Regions from separate parts of the Homo sapiens genome. Here region 2 is linked to region 1. A link is a contact called in ENCODE Hi-C data. All regions are on one chromosome and are shown on one strand. The core of a region is the stretch at or near the end of the contact, and the rest is flanking DNA. Distances in the headings are between cores, read along the strand shown.

The links. A loop is a pair of places that touch in the nucleus more often than their neighbours do. Pooled maps may share reads with other maps.
Region 2: a loop to region 1 is called in a pooled map, with 2.8 times the contacts of the local background. The contact joins two enhancer-like sites. A Hi-C loop is called at or near these places in 1 of 168 maps with a recorded cell type or tissue (astrocyte of the cerebellum), 6 of 37 single-sample maps with no recorded cell type and 2 of 50 pooled maps.

What each region holds. Positions count from the first base shown.
Region 1 is chr1:58,917,654-58,924,074 of GRCh38, forward strand. No RefSeq gene overlaps it. Among named protein-coding and RNA genes, the nearest start is that of LINC02777, 17 kb to the left of the region's middle. RefSeq lists enhancers at 4,290-4,791, 4,792-5,291. Within about 2 kb of position 4,898, at least 21 of the 41 ENCODE cell types and tissues checked have a DNase peak (open chromatin) inside an H3K27ac peak, as active enhancers do.
Region 2 is chr1:59,006,089-59,012,579 of GRCh38, forward strand. No RefSeq gene overlaps it. Among named protein-coding and RNA genes, the nearest start is that of LINC01358, 11 kb to the right of the region's middle. RefSeq lists enhancers at 1,740-1,849, 2,120-2,169, 2,190-2,239, 2,280-2,349. Within about 2 kb of position 2,708, at least 6 of the 41 ENCODE cell types and tissues checked have a DNase peak (open chromatin) inside an H3K27ac peak, as active enhancers do.

The DNA of each region.
Region 1 (6,421 bases), core at 3,648-6,147:
TATGAGAAACTGCGGAATTCAGGTTAAAGAAAAAAAAAAACTAAAACAGACAAGGAGGGGTATGCAACAATGATGAAGTGTGAAATTCACAACGAGGCTACAAGAATTTTGAAAATCTATACCCAAAATAACACAGCAGAAATATTCATAAAGCTGTAAGAAGACATTAACAACAACATAATCATGGTACAAAATTAACAACAAAATAATCATGGTACAAAAATGTAACCTATTTTCTCAATCCCTGATAGATCAAGTGGATGGATAAATAAATAAATACATGCATAAGTAAATAAAATACATAATTAAATGTAACAAAGACCTAAATAACAAATATAAAGCCAATTTCATTGATATGTTTCAAACGATATACTCTGAAAATAGAGATCACATTTTATATTGTTTTCAAATGTTCATTTTATACTCATAAAAATTTATCATATATTAGCTGCCCAAACCTCGAACATTCCAAAATGCAGAGATACTCATGGTAATATTCTCTTCTTACAAAGCAACCAAACAAGAAAGTTATAATAAAATTTAAAAATTAATTTAGTGATGTACATACTTCATTTAAATAACTTCTAATTTAGACAGACAAGTTTAAAAACAACATTAATGAAAATATTATATATCAAAACCATGAGATACCATAAAGCAGTCTCAGAGGAAAATTCATACCTCAGTACTTACATTAATTAAAAAGTACAGAAACAGATAGACCAAACATATGTTAAAAATATAGGAAAAGAGGCTGGACGCAGTGGCTCACGCCTGTAATCCTAGCACTTTGGGAGGCTGAGGTGGATCACTTGAGCTCAGGAGTTCAAGCCTGGACAACACGGTGGACAACATGGACAATCAGCCTGGACAATATGGTGAAATCCCGTCTCTACTAAAAATACAAAAAATTAGCCAGGCAAGGTGGCAGGAGCCTGTAATCCCAGCTATCGGGGAGGGAGAGGCACAGAAATTGCTTGAACCCAGGAAGCGGAGGTTGCAGTGAGCTGAGATCACACCACTTCACTCCAGCCTGGGCGACAGAACAAGACTCTATCTCCAAAACAAAAGAAAAAAAAATTAGAAAAAGAATAATAAACTTTTTTATTTATTTCCAAATAATAAACTTATTTATTTATTTCTAAATAACAAACTTATTTATTCGGAAAAATAAGTTTTTCCAAATAAACTGTTGGAAAAGAGAAGGAAGAGTGACAGTTAAGCTGAGATTCAAAAAAAGAGGAGTGGCCAGGTGCAGTGGCTTAGGCCTGTAATCCCAGCACTTTGGGAGGCCGAGGCGGGTGGATCATGAGGTCAAGAGATAGAGACCATCCTGGCCAACACGATGAAACCCCGTCTCTACTACAAAATACAAAAATTAGCTGGGCGTGGTGGTGTGTGCCTGTAGTCCCAGCTACTCTGGAGGCTGAGGCAGGAGAATCGCTTGAACCCGGGAGGTGGAGGTTGCAGTGAGCCAAGATCATGCCACTGCACTCCAGCCTGGGCAACAGAGCGAGACTGTGTCTAAAAAACAAAACAAAACAAATGAGGAGTGAGCAGAAGGAGAATGGATGGATGGGCTGAGCTGAAGGAAAAGCAAGTACAGTCACAAAGAATGGAAAGAATGCTAATGTGTCTGGAGCTTAGAGGACCAGGGGTATAGGCCAAAGGGAGGTGAAGGGGTAGAGCATGCAGGACCACAGGGGCCATAAGGAGCGTGAAGGCTATCCTGCCTGCACAGGGCCACGTGGACATGATCTATGCAGTGGCACTACAGAAGTGGATTCACATGTTAGCAGGATTGCTTTGGCTGCGGGGCAGGGAAATGGACGGGAGGCGGTGAAGGAAGCAGGAGACTAGGCATAACATTATACATAGAGGACGAAGATGGTGCCTGGCCTGGAGGCATGGACAGGTACCCCTTGCCTGATGTTCACAGTCAAACCAGCCTTCCAGAATTGGGTTCAGCTCCAGAAGTGGCACTTCCAGAAAGCCTACAGCAAACTTGAGACTCTCTAGCTGAGCACCAGAACACCAAAGTATGTAAGAGTTTGAGAGCAAGTGAAGCGGGTGACCCAAACAACCCAGGCTATCTGGCTTGTAAACACAGAAACCAGAAATCATCATGGCCTCCCTCATTCTGAGTGAGGGGGCTGCCATGTCTCAGAGTCCATGCCGTCCCCACAGAAGCTTCCAGGTTCCAAGAAAAGGCCAAGTAGAGGCTGAAGGTTTCTGGGCTTTCCCGAGGAGTTACTGAGATTGATTTCTTTTGAAGGAGTGCAGACTCTTCCCTGCTGCCCCTTCTTTTTATAAAGGCATCAATCGTTTGAGTCACTTGGGAATAAAACTGTTGTTGTGGAGAAGATTTCTGTGGGCGCCCGAGTAGGAGTTGGGATGGCTGCTGTCAGGGGATGGGAGAACATATGGTGGTCTGTTGTGAATGTGATCTGTTTTTTGTGTTGTTGTTAAACTTCCTCTTGTTAGCATTGGGCCAGTTATGTAAGAGCTTGAGGGTCCATATGGTTTGTTGCATAAGACGCCAAAGAGGAACATGGTTTGCCATTGCCTTGCAGCTACTCCAATTGTGAATTTAAAAAATGTGGCCACAGTGTTATATTTGGGCAATGGAGTCAAGTAGTCCTGGATTTGAATATCAGTTCCACCACTGGTTAGCTGTATGACCCTGGGTAAGTTACCTAACCTCTCTGAAACTTAAACTCTCAAAGACTCAATAGCCTTCTTGCAAAATGGAGAAAACAGTACGTACTTCATATAGCTGTTAAGAGGATACAGTAATGCTAAATGACGAGTTAACGGGTGCGGCACACCAGCATGGCACATATATACATATGTAATTAGCCTGCACATTGTGCACATGTACCCTAAAACTTAAAGTATAATAATAATAAAATAAAAAAAGAGGATACAGAATTAATAATGCTAGTTACAATGTATTGAGTATCCCAAATTTGCAATACTGTGTGCTTTACAAATATTGCTTTGTTTAAACCTCACAGAAATCCTTGGAAGTAGCTGTTACTCTTTTTATGTTTCAAAGAGGAAACTGAGGAGCAAAGTGATGGAATGGCTTCCCTCATCTAATAGGAAGCTGTGGAGCTAAGATTCAAACATATGTTCCTGCCAAGAAGAGCTATTGACATTGGGCCTCACTGTCTCCAGTGCTGGTGAAGCACTAGGCACATAACAGGTGCCAAGTCAATGTGATCCTAGACTATAGGCTTCATGAGGCAAGACATTTGGACAATTTTGTTCACTACTGCATCCCCAGGTTTAAAAACCGTGCTGGGTGCAGAGTAGGCATTCAGTAATAACTTTTGGACTAAATAAATGGATTCTGCATTTATGGCATAGCTGTCAGTTCTGGAGGTGGAGCTGCTTGGGTTTGAATCCCAACTCTGCCATTTACTAGCTGTGAAAATAGCTAATTCAGTTGGTTGGTTCATTTTCCAGCACAGTGTTCTCATCTGTATACTGCGATTACTGGTCACTTCCTCTCGATAACTGTCCCTTTCCCTGTTTTCTTCTGGATGCACAGATCAATCCTCTATCCCAGGCTTATTCATCTATACCCCACCCGATTTAAGATGAAACAAAACCCCAAACACAAAACTGCAACAACAAACTTACCTGTGCTTTCTGGAGCTCCTATATGAACTTATCCTTACTAATGCAAATAGATGACAAGATTAATATGTTATCTTTATCAGAGGGATTTGCATCTCAGCAAGTACATTCTTGAAATATGGTGATTTAACCCACGGCGTAATTGCTTACTGGAAGAATTACACACAACCTATAGGAAGTCATTACTAAGAAGAGTTCTTGGGTGTTACTCTGGCTCGGTGGAAAAGGTCATGATCAATTGGTGATGCCTGCAAAGGCATGGAGGGAGGTGCTTGGGGCTTGAATGCCATCCTGGACTAAGCTGATCTTCCCATATTTTAGAGCTGAGGAAACTGACTGAGGCTCTATCAAGGAAAAGTGACTTGCTCAAAATAAATAATTAGGCTTCAGAAGCAGCATTAGACTCTTGCTTTTTTCTGATTCACAGTCCAGTTCTTTTGCCCTAATCTTCCAACATACTGGTTTGGACCAAAGCTTATTGGGGGGAAAAAAAGAGGGGGAAGGAGAATTAACCTTCATGGAGCACCCACCCTAGACTGGAGACTCTCCATGAGATACTTTAAAAACATTTTCTTTTATCCTGTGAGGTGAGCAACATGTCTCCCATTTTACAGATGAGGAAGCCGAGTCTCAGAGAAGTGATGTAACTTACCCAAGGTCCCAGAGCCAGAGAGGGAAGCCTGACCTGACCTGGATCCTTATTCCTGCGTCTGGGGATGATTTGAACCCACACTCCAAGGCTAAATATTTGTCCACCCCACAGGTTCAAAAGTTGAGCATCCCTGCTCTCCCACCTACAGAACTAGCTGTGAAGGCTTGGGCAAGTGACTTCACTTCTCTGGGATAGATTTTTCATCTTTAAATAAGGACAATCAGCATACATTCCTTAAAGAATGTAATGAGGATTTAGTAAATTCGAGTACATAAAATGATGAATATCGGGTCTGTCCCATAGTAAGTACTCTTTTAATATTAGTTCAAAACAAACAAATCTGACACATGCGGCCTCACTCCAGTGCCCTGAGAGGCTAGAGGTGCTGGGATGGCCCACACAGGGCCCAGGGAGACGGCAGCCAGGCCCAGCCTCCCCGGAGCCTTTGCTCCGTGTTTTGGCACAAGGCCCGGGACTGAGGAGTCCCCATTCCTCTCTCCTGTCAACTCAGCAGAACAAGCTGTTTCAAGGGAAGGTGGTTCCCCTTGAGAAAATGTTCTCGCACGCCCTGGAGGCTCTTGCCCTGCACGTCGTCAGCGATCAGCCGGTACAGGGCCTGGGCCCCACCCTGCACAACCATTCTTTCAAAGTCTGTATCCTGCCAAGTCATAAAAGGTAGTGTGCGGTCTGGACAGCTGTGGTCTTCTAGCAGAACTCCCCTTTGCTGATGACTTTGAACCAACTTTGTCTCTGTGTGCCTCAGTTTCAGGCCCTTTAAAATGAGGTGGTAATGAGCTGTCTGTCAACTCTTTGGTAGGAAGGTTGAGAGAAACCACTGGAGACACTGCCTCTTCTACCTCATTTCCCATGCCTTCTGCAAATGTCTGCAGTCTGGCCTCTGTCCCCTTGATGCCAAACAAAACCGCCCTGCCCAAGGTCACTGTTGTAAATCTAAATGACACCCCTCAGCAGCAGTGGGAGCATTCTGTCCTGGTGTGTTCTCTGACTCTGTGGCCTCTGATTCCCTTCCTCCCCATCTGGCCACTTTCTCATTCTCCTCTAAGGGATCCTTTCCTTCCTTCAGTCCTTAAATGCTGCAATTTCTCCAAGGTTCGGTCCCCAATCTCCTTTCTCCTCACTCTGTATACTCCCAGGGTGCTTAATACCACAAGCCTGGACCGAAGTCACTCTGAGAGTATATGGAGTGAGGAGAAAGGAGGTTCTCCTGCACTGTGTATTCCTCATCCTCACCACCCAATCATCCAACCCGTGATCTGGATCTCAGAGAATTGCACGGCCATTCATTCAGTAAATGTGTAATAAACACCTTCCAGGTGCAGGTACTGTTCAAGGAGTAAAGTTTACAGCAAAGGAGAGGACATAGTCCCTGCTCTTATAGCACTTACCCTGCTTCTACCAAGATGTCCAAGGGTCTGGGGCTCCTTGTAACTCCCTTCTCCCTCACCCTCTTTTGCAATTGGCCACCAAGTCTTGCCAATTCTGCTTCCATAGTATCACTTGAGTTGATTCCCTCTTTTCTGGATGTTCTCATTGCCATGACTTAGTTCAGGCAACTGCTTCCAACCTGGTCTCCCAGCGACTCCAGGCTTGCCCCGTCCAATGCACTGTACACTGCAGCCAGAGCTATTTTTAAAAAACACAGGCTGGGCACGGTGGCTCACGTCTGTAATTCCAGCACTTTGGGAGGCCGAGGCGGGTGGATCACGAGGTCAAGAGATCGAGACCATCCTGGCCAACGTGGTGAAACCCTGTCTCTACCAAAAATACAAAAATTAGCTGGGCATGGTGGCGTGTGCCTATAGTCCCAACTACTCTGGAGGCCGAGGCAGGAAAATTGCTTGAACCTGGGAGGCGGAGGTTGAAGTGAGCTGAGATTGAGCCACTGCACTCCAACCTGGTGACAGAGCGAGACTCCATCTCAAACAAACAAACAACAACAACAAAAAAAAACCCCCACAAATCTGGTTATGCTGCGCCTTTGCTTAAACCCTCCATGAGTCCTTCCCATCACCTTAATGATGAAGTCTAAGTCTCTTAGCTAGGTAGATGTGTATCAGTCAGGAAGGAGTCTATCAGGGAAACAGAATCAGTAAGAGACTAGGA
Region 2 (6,491 bases), core at 1,458-3,957, 86 kb after region 1:
TCAATGGTGGAATAAAATAAACCTTGAATTATACTACAGTGAGTTAAGTACTATGACAAAACGGTAATAAAAAAATAAAACTAAGTTAGCCAATATTTATTCTTACTACATACTTACTATATGCCAGGCATTGCTTTAATTGATTTGTATATATGGACTTATTTTTTCCCTAGGCAAACCCTATGTGGTGGGCACTATTATCAGCCCACTTTATAGATGACGATAATGACTCACCAAGAGTATTAAGTGGCAAGCACACAATGCAGCTAGAAACTAGGGCAACCAGGAATAGCCCTGCTTATAACTCTCTGCTGCTTCTAGAGGTATGGGAACACAGAGAAGGACTGGCTAGGTATGTTTCACAGAGAAGGTGATGACTGGACTGATTGTTGCAGGATGAGAAGTTGGCCAATCAGAGGAAGATGGGGGCAGAGGATTGGTGAGGATTTTCACCCGTCGAAAGTTTCAAACAGAACTGTAAGTGGAAAGCAGGGAAGCATGACAGGGCATGTGCATTCCAGAGAATGTAAGAAGGGGAGAAGCAGGAGATGAGCTGGGAGAGAGGGCCTGGGCCGGGATGCCTGGTGAGAAGGGAGCTCATTTCTTTAGGCACTAGAGTCCAATGTGCTTTTTTACACCTGAAGTGATGTGATCACAGTCAGCACTTTAGGATTTTTGCAGGAGATTTATTCATGGTTTGGGTGGACTAATACTAGCCAATATGTGAATCACAATAAATTCTCTCTGACCTGGTGATTCTCCATTTGTACCCCCTTCCCAACCAGATCTGTTCTCTGGTCTGCACTGTGCCATCTGCACTGTGCCATAGAGAGGTTAATGCCCCTGATTGCCTCGGGGGACTCCTTTGCCTCCTATCTTCCAGTTGGGTTTAGCCAGTGGTAGGCATCGGCAAGAGATTAAAGGGTGGGAGGAGAAAGAGGTTGGGAATTTCCTCCAGCTCTTTCCCTGCTTCTGTGCCAGGGTCTGCCAGTGGCCGGGTTCCTCTGCAACCGTAGTTCCTGCCAGCAGCCCCTCCTCCATGGCTTCAGCAACATCTCACCCTCTTCCTGTCCTTGCAGATTCAGGGTAGCAATGGTTCCCTGGTGTTGCAAGTCTCTGAGTGCTTCAGCATCTCTCATTGGTTTCCTTAGCTCTGTCCCTATCCCTATAAATTGTTGTCCCTTCATCAAATCCCACTTCCAAGTCCGCGCTGCATGAGCCTTCTTTTTCTTGATCATAACTAGTCATGCTGAGAACTTACCCGATACCAATTACCATTTATTGAGTACCTACTGTGTACTTGGGGCTTCAAATGCATTTTTTTTTCCATTTAATTTTCACCACAGCTCCATGAGTTATGGACCATTTATATCCATTTCAGGAATCCCAAAAACAAGGCAGGCATACATTTAACATAGATGTTAAGTAACTTGCCCAAAATTATATAAGCCTTTTGTCCAGAGTTACACAGTTAGTCAGGAGCAAAGTTAAAATTCACACCCAGGTCTCTGGACTCTAAAACTCATCCTCTTTCTGTTGCTCTGCGGTCACTGAGTCAATTCTTATAAATGCTTAATTTGTCAGACTCTGGAAAACCAGTAACGGTAGCAGTAGTAAAATCTCTAGAGGAAGAGGGGATAGGGTATTCCGTGGAGGCTATAGGTCTTCTTGAGGAATGGTGGATCTTTAAGTAAAAGTTCCAGAACTTTGCCATTCCTGCATTGGTGGAAAACGCAATGGCAGGTGATTCACCAAAATATCCCTTGCTTCACAATGTGCAGTTCCTCTGTGGAGGGGAACTTAGCCCTTACTGAGTTCAGAAAGAAGAAGAAACTCATCCATCCAAGACCCACAGCAGAAAGCATAAGGGTTTATTTATAGAGAAGAATTTTATTATTTTTAAAAATCACTTGTGGGCTTCTGCACCAAAGCGTAGGAAAAAGCATGTGTTGGTTGCCAAGGGTCAAGGGAAACCACCTTGTTTTCTTGACAGCGCTGTGGCTGAAACAGCCCTTCCCAAAAACAATACGTTGGGGGAAGAAAGGCAAAACCAGTGGGAGGCCTGAAAATGCTGTGGTTTGCTTTTTATTTTATTTTTTTCCAGTGTCTTTGGGGCTGAAAAAGGCAGTGGAATGAATTCCACAACTAGTTTAAAATGCAGTGCCTCTTGCACTGGGAGCTCCGGGGGCTGCCCTCACATGACTCATGCCTTCCCCAACTCACCTCAGACCTCTCGTCCAGGCCCATCTGTCAAGGATAATAACAACAACACAGAAGTGATGCTGCCTTCACCTCCACCGTAGACTGCAGCGGCTCTTTCTGTTTCCTAAAACTCTTTCATAGTCTAACAAAAATGGCTGCCTTTCTCCTAAGTGCCAGGCTCCTTACTCTTAGGATTTTATCTCATCTGAACCACAACCTTTTGGAGACATCATTGTTATGCTCATTTGACAGATGAAGGAAGCCAGGCTCAGATGATTAAATACCATGCCCCAAATCACACAGCAAGGAGACAAGCTGAGATGTGAAGTCGGTGGTCTTATGCTTCAGAACAGTTCTGGGAATTCGCATTGTCTTCTCATTTTCCGAGGAGGAAACCAAAGTAGAGAGGTGGAGAGGATACTACAGACCAGGGCTCAGGGTGGCCCAGGCAGTGCTATCTCCAGGCACATGGTTCTGTCTCCTGAGGCTGTGACTCATGACGGTGCCAGACCATCAGCTAGACAAACCGCCACCCACTGGGCCACTCCAGCCAATTGCAAACCTTTGGCTTCAGAACCAAACATGTGTCCACATTGGCTCGGATATATCCACAGCCTTGCCTTGTAATGCCATCGGGCCCTCTGTATATTTTAAAAGCAGATGCCTCAGACCTCCAAAAGGCCAAGGGTTGCTTCTCGAATCTGACCTAAAAGGGCCTAACCTCAAGGACAGATCTGAATTCACCTGACATACAGCCCCAGGAGGAATCACAGAGAAAATGCTCTTACCTGGAACACCTCTACACAGACTGTTGCTGTCCTGCATGCTGCTTGCATTGAACTATGTCATTCACCAGCTGTGTGTCCCCAGACAAGGTACTGAACCTCTCTGAGCCTCACTTTCTTCAGAGGACCAGTTTAAGTTTTCACAGTCAGGAATTCATTCCTTCTAAAAACCTGTGCTAAGGAGACATGGCAAGGTGTTCTGGGCCTACAGAGACATGGGCAGAACTGGGGCAGAAGAGCAAAATGGATACTAAAGCTCTAAACCTGCCCACCAAGGTTCATAGTTTATTTTAAATTGGGGCTGTTTTGTGCCATTGCAAAGGAGGGTGAATATGCTTACAGTTATAAAATTCTGCTCTTCTTTCACAGAATTTCAGAGTAGATGGGTTGGTACAAGCTATCTTGTCTGACCACCTCCACATGGTATAGAGATTAAGGCCAGGAAAGGGAAGCCCTGGCTTGACACCTCACAAGGGCTTGAACCCAGACACAGTGCTCTTTCCAATGAGGGTCACTGCCAATCTAAAGAATTCTCTCATCTGCATATTGGACTAGGAACCTCTAACTCATAGCACTTTTCTGAGGATAATAAGAAAAAAGGGATAGGAAAATGTTTTGTACACAAATGCAGTACATGTCTGACAAGAGGTATTATTAATTTCAAATAGTCATGTGATGCTTCTTCAGTGACGCTGAAGAAGGGACCTGTGGCAGGGCTTCTAGGAGGTATGGCTCAACAAGTGTGCTTTAATTTGTCTTTAGTCAGTATACTGACATTATTTAGAAAGTTTAATCAACGTTGAAGGTAGAGAATATCTGATTTGTTTGTCAAAATGAGTGCCTGCATGTTGAAAGTTATGGTTTACCAAGAGTCCCCAACCTGTATGTCTATAGGAACCTGGAGATTAAAGCCTGAAAGTGAGTGGTAAGAATTAAAATCTACCTCCTTCATTATGTTGATGGCTATTTTTTTTTTTTTTGAGACGGAGTTTTGCTCTTGTTGCCCAGGCTGGAGTGCAGTGGCGCAATCTCGGCTCACTGCAACCTCTGCCTCCTGGGTTCAAGCAATTCTCCTGCCTCAGCTTCCCGAGTAGCTGGGATTATAGGCATGTGCCACCACGCCTGGCTAATTTTGTGTTTTTAGTAGAGACATGGTTTCTCCATGTTGGTCAGGCTGATCTTGAACTCCCAACCTCAGGTGATCCCCCCACTTTGGCCTCCCACAGTGTTGGGATTACAGGTGTGACCCACCGTGCCCAGGCGGCTATTTTTTTTTTTTTTTAACTGCAGGGATGGGCTTCATATTTTCTTTAAACCTTGGGTGAGCCCATCCAAAAATGTATCTTCAAGTCTGATCTAGCCTGTGGGCCACCTCTACTATTGTAGGTGTTCATATTGTGTAGTTTCTTTCCTCTGCACTATTGGCATCTTCTTCCCTTTGTCCAATGGACACCATGACCATGTTACCATGACTTAGCCCTGAGACCAGGGTGGCAGGCCAAAGATGTTGGAAGGCAGAAAGAACACACACCCATCTGGTGGCTTAAGGTTGGATCTCAACTCTGCCTGCCATCTACTAGCTGAGCAAGGGACATAAACTCTCTGATCAAGCCTCGGTTTCATTTGTAAACATATATATATATACCCACCACCCAAGGTTGTGGTAAGGAATAAAAGAGATGATAGGTATGAAAGGTTCAGCCCATAGAAGATGTTCAAATATGGTAGCTTCCTTCTACTTATTACAAATCCTACCTACTATTCAAAACTCGATACACGCTGCAGCCTCTCCAGCCTTCTCTGACCTCCTCAGCTGATGGGGCACTTTCTCTTCTGAATTGCATTTGTCCTTCATGGCTTGTGAATTAGTAAACAATCCTTGGCATTACTAGGCAACTTTTCATGTGTATGTGTGATATATTGCCACAATTTGGTCATCAGCTCCTTAAAGGCACTTTTCTCCTTCTCATGAGCTTAATTCCTTATCTTTTACTGTTGAGTAGGCACTGCCTTGTGCGAAATTTTCTCATAACAACCATGTAAGGGAGAGGGCATGCACCATGAACTGGACGCTCTGATGAGGCAACTGGCTCACAAAGTTGGATAGCTAGAAAGAAATCAGTAAGCATATAGTGTTCACGGTCACCAAGCAGACCAAGCAAGATAGTGCGGATGATCAAACTTAATCCCACTTCCACTTCCATAAAAATAATGCAAAGTGCAATTTTCTGAGGGAAAGTGCGGTCGGCTAAAAAATGTCCCCCTAAGATATCAGGTCCTCATCCCTGAAAGCTGTGATTATTTCCTTAAATGGAAAAAGGTGTGATTAAGTTAAGGAGCTTGAGTTAGTGAGATTACTTTGAATAGTCCAGAGGGGTCCTAAATGCAATCACAAATGCCCTTTTAAGAGAGAGGCAGAGGGAGATTTGACACAGACAGAAAAGAAGGCAATGTGTGGAAAGAAGCAGAGAGGGAGATTAGACTGCTCCAAAGCAGCCATGGGTGCTGAATCAGAGAAAGAGATGCTACGCTGCTGGCTGTGAAGATGGAGGAAGGGGCCATGACCCAAGGAATACAAGGAATGCATCTCTAGACACTGGAAAAGGCAAGGAAATTGAGTCTCCCCAGGAGCCTCTGCAGAGAGTGCGGCCCTTCCAACACCTTGATTTCAGCCCAGGGACACTGATTTCAGACCTGTGACCTCCAGAACTGTAAGAGAACAAATGTGTGTTGTTGTAAGCCACCAAGTTTGTGGTAATTTGTTACAGCGTCAATAGGAAACTATGACATCAAGTGAAGGGGAAAAAATAGCAGAAATAAAGAAATAAGAATGAGGCATGGAACTAATGTGGGGGATTTGAAATAACCCTGCACAAAATCTCCACGGACCTGAGTGCTTGTCTCAGTAATTTCACCAGCTGGCTATTTCATCTTGAGCAGATCACTTCACCTCTGTGAGCCAGAATCTCCTCATCTGTAAAATAGGATAAAAACCTAACTGTCATATGTAGATGCTCGAAAAAGGGCAGCTGCTATTACATTAATATTAAAGAATGACAAAACATGGCCGGGTGGTGGAGGTGGGTTCTAACTCTCCTTTCGTGGAACGCAATAGCTGAACCGATGTGACCCACTGATGAAATTCAATAGGAACCCTCTATACTCACTTTACAAGGAGAGAAAGAAGTCAAAAGATAGAGATGTATTAATTTTATGTTTTGCCTTCATACTTTTTCAACCTTATACTTTCATTTAGGTCTTTGGCTTTTGCCCATCCCAGAAACCTGTTAAGATGGCATGCGACTTAGCACAAAATTATACATTTAGTCATTTCAAGTTTAAAAAAGAAAATATTATGCCTATAGGTGATATTCTGCAGTGACCACCAAGACCCCAGGACTCTTCACATGAACCTGTCTTTGAGCCACTGGTAGAACCTAACTGACACTCTGAGATTGTTCTGCCACCTACTAGCTGGGTGAGCTTCGGGAAGATCGTCATCTG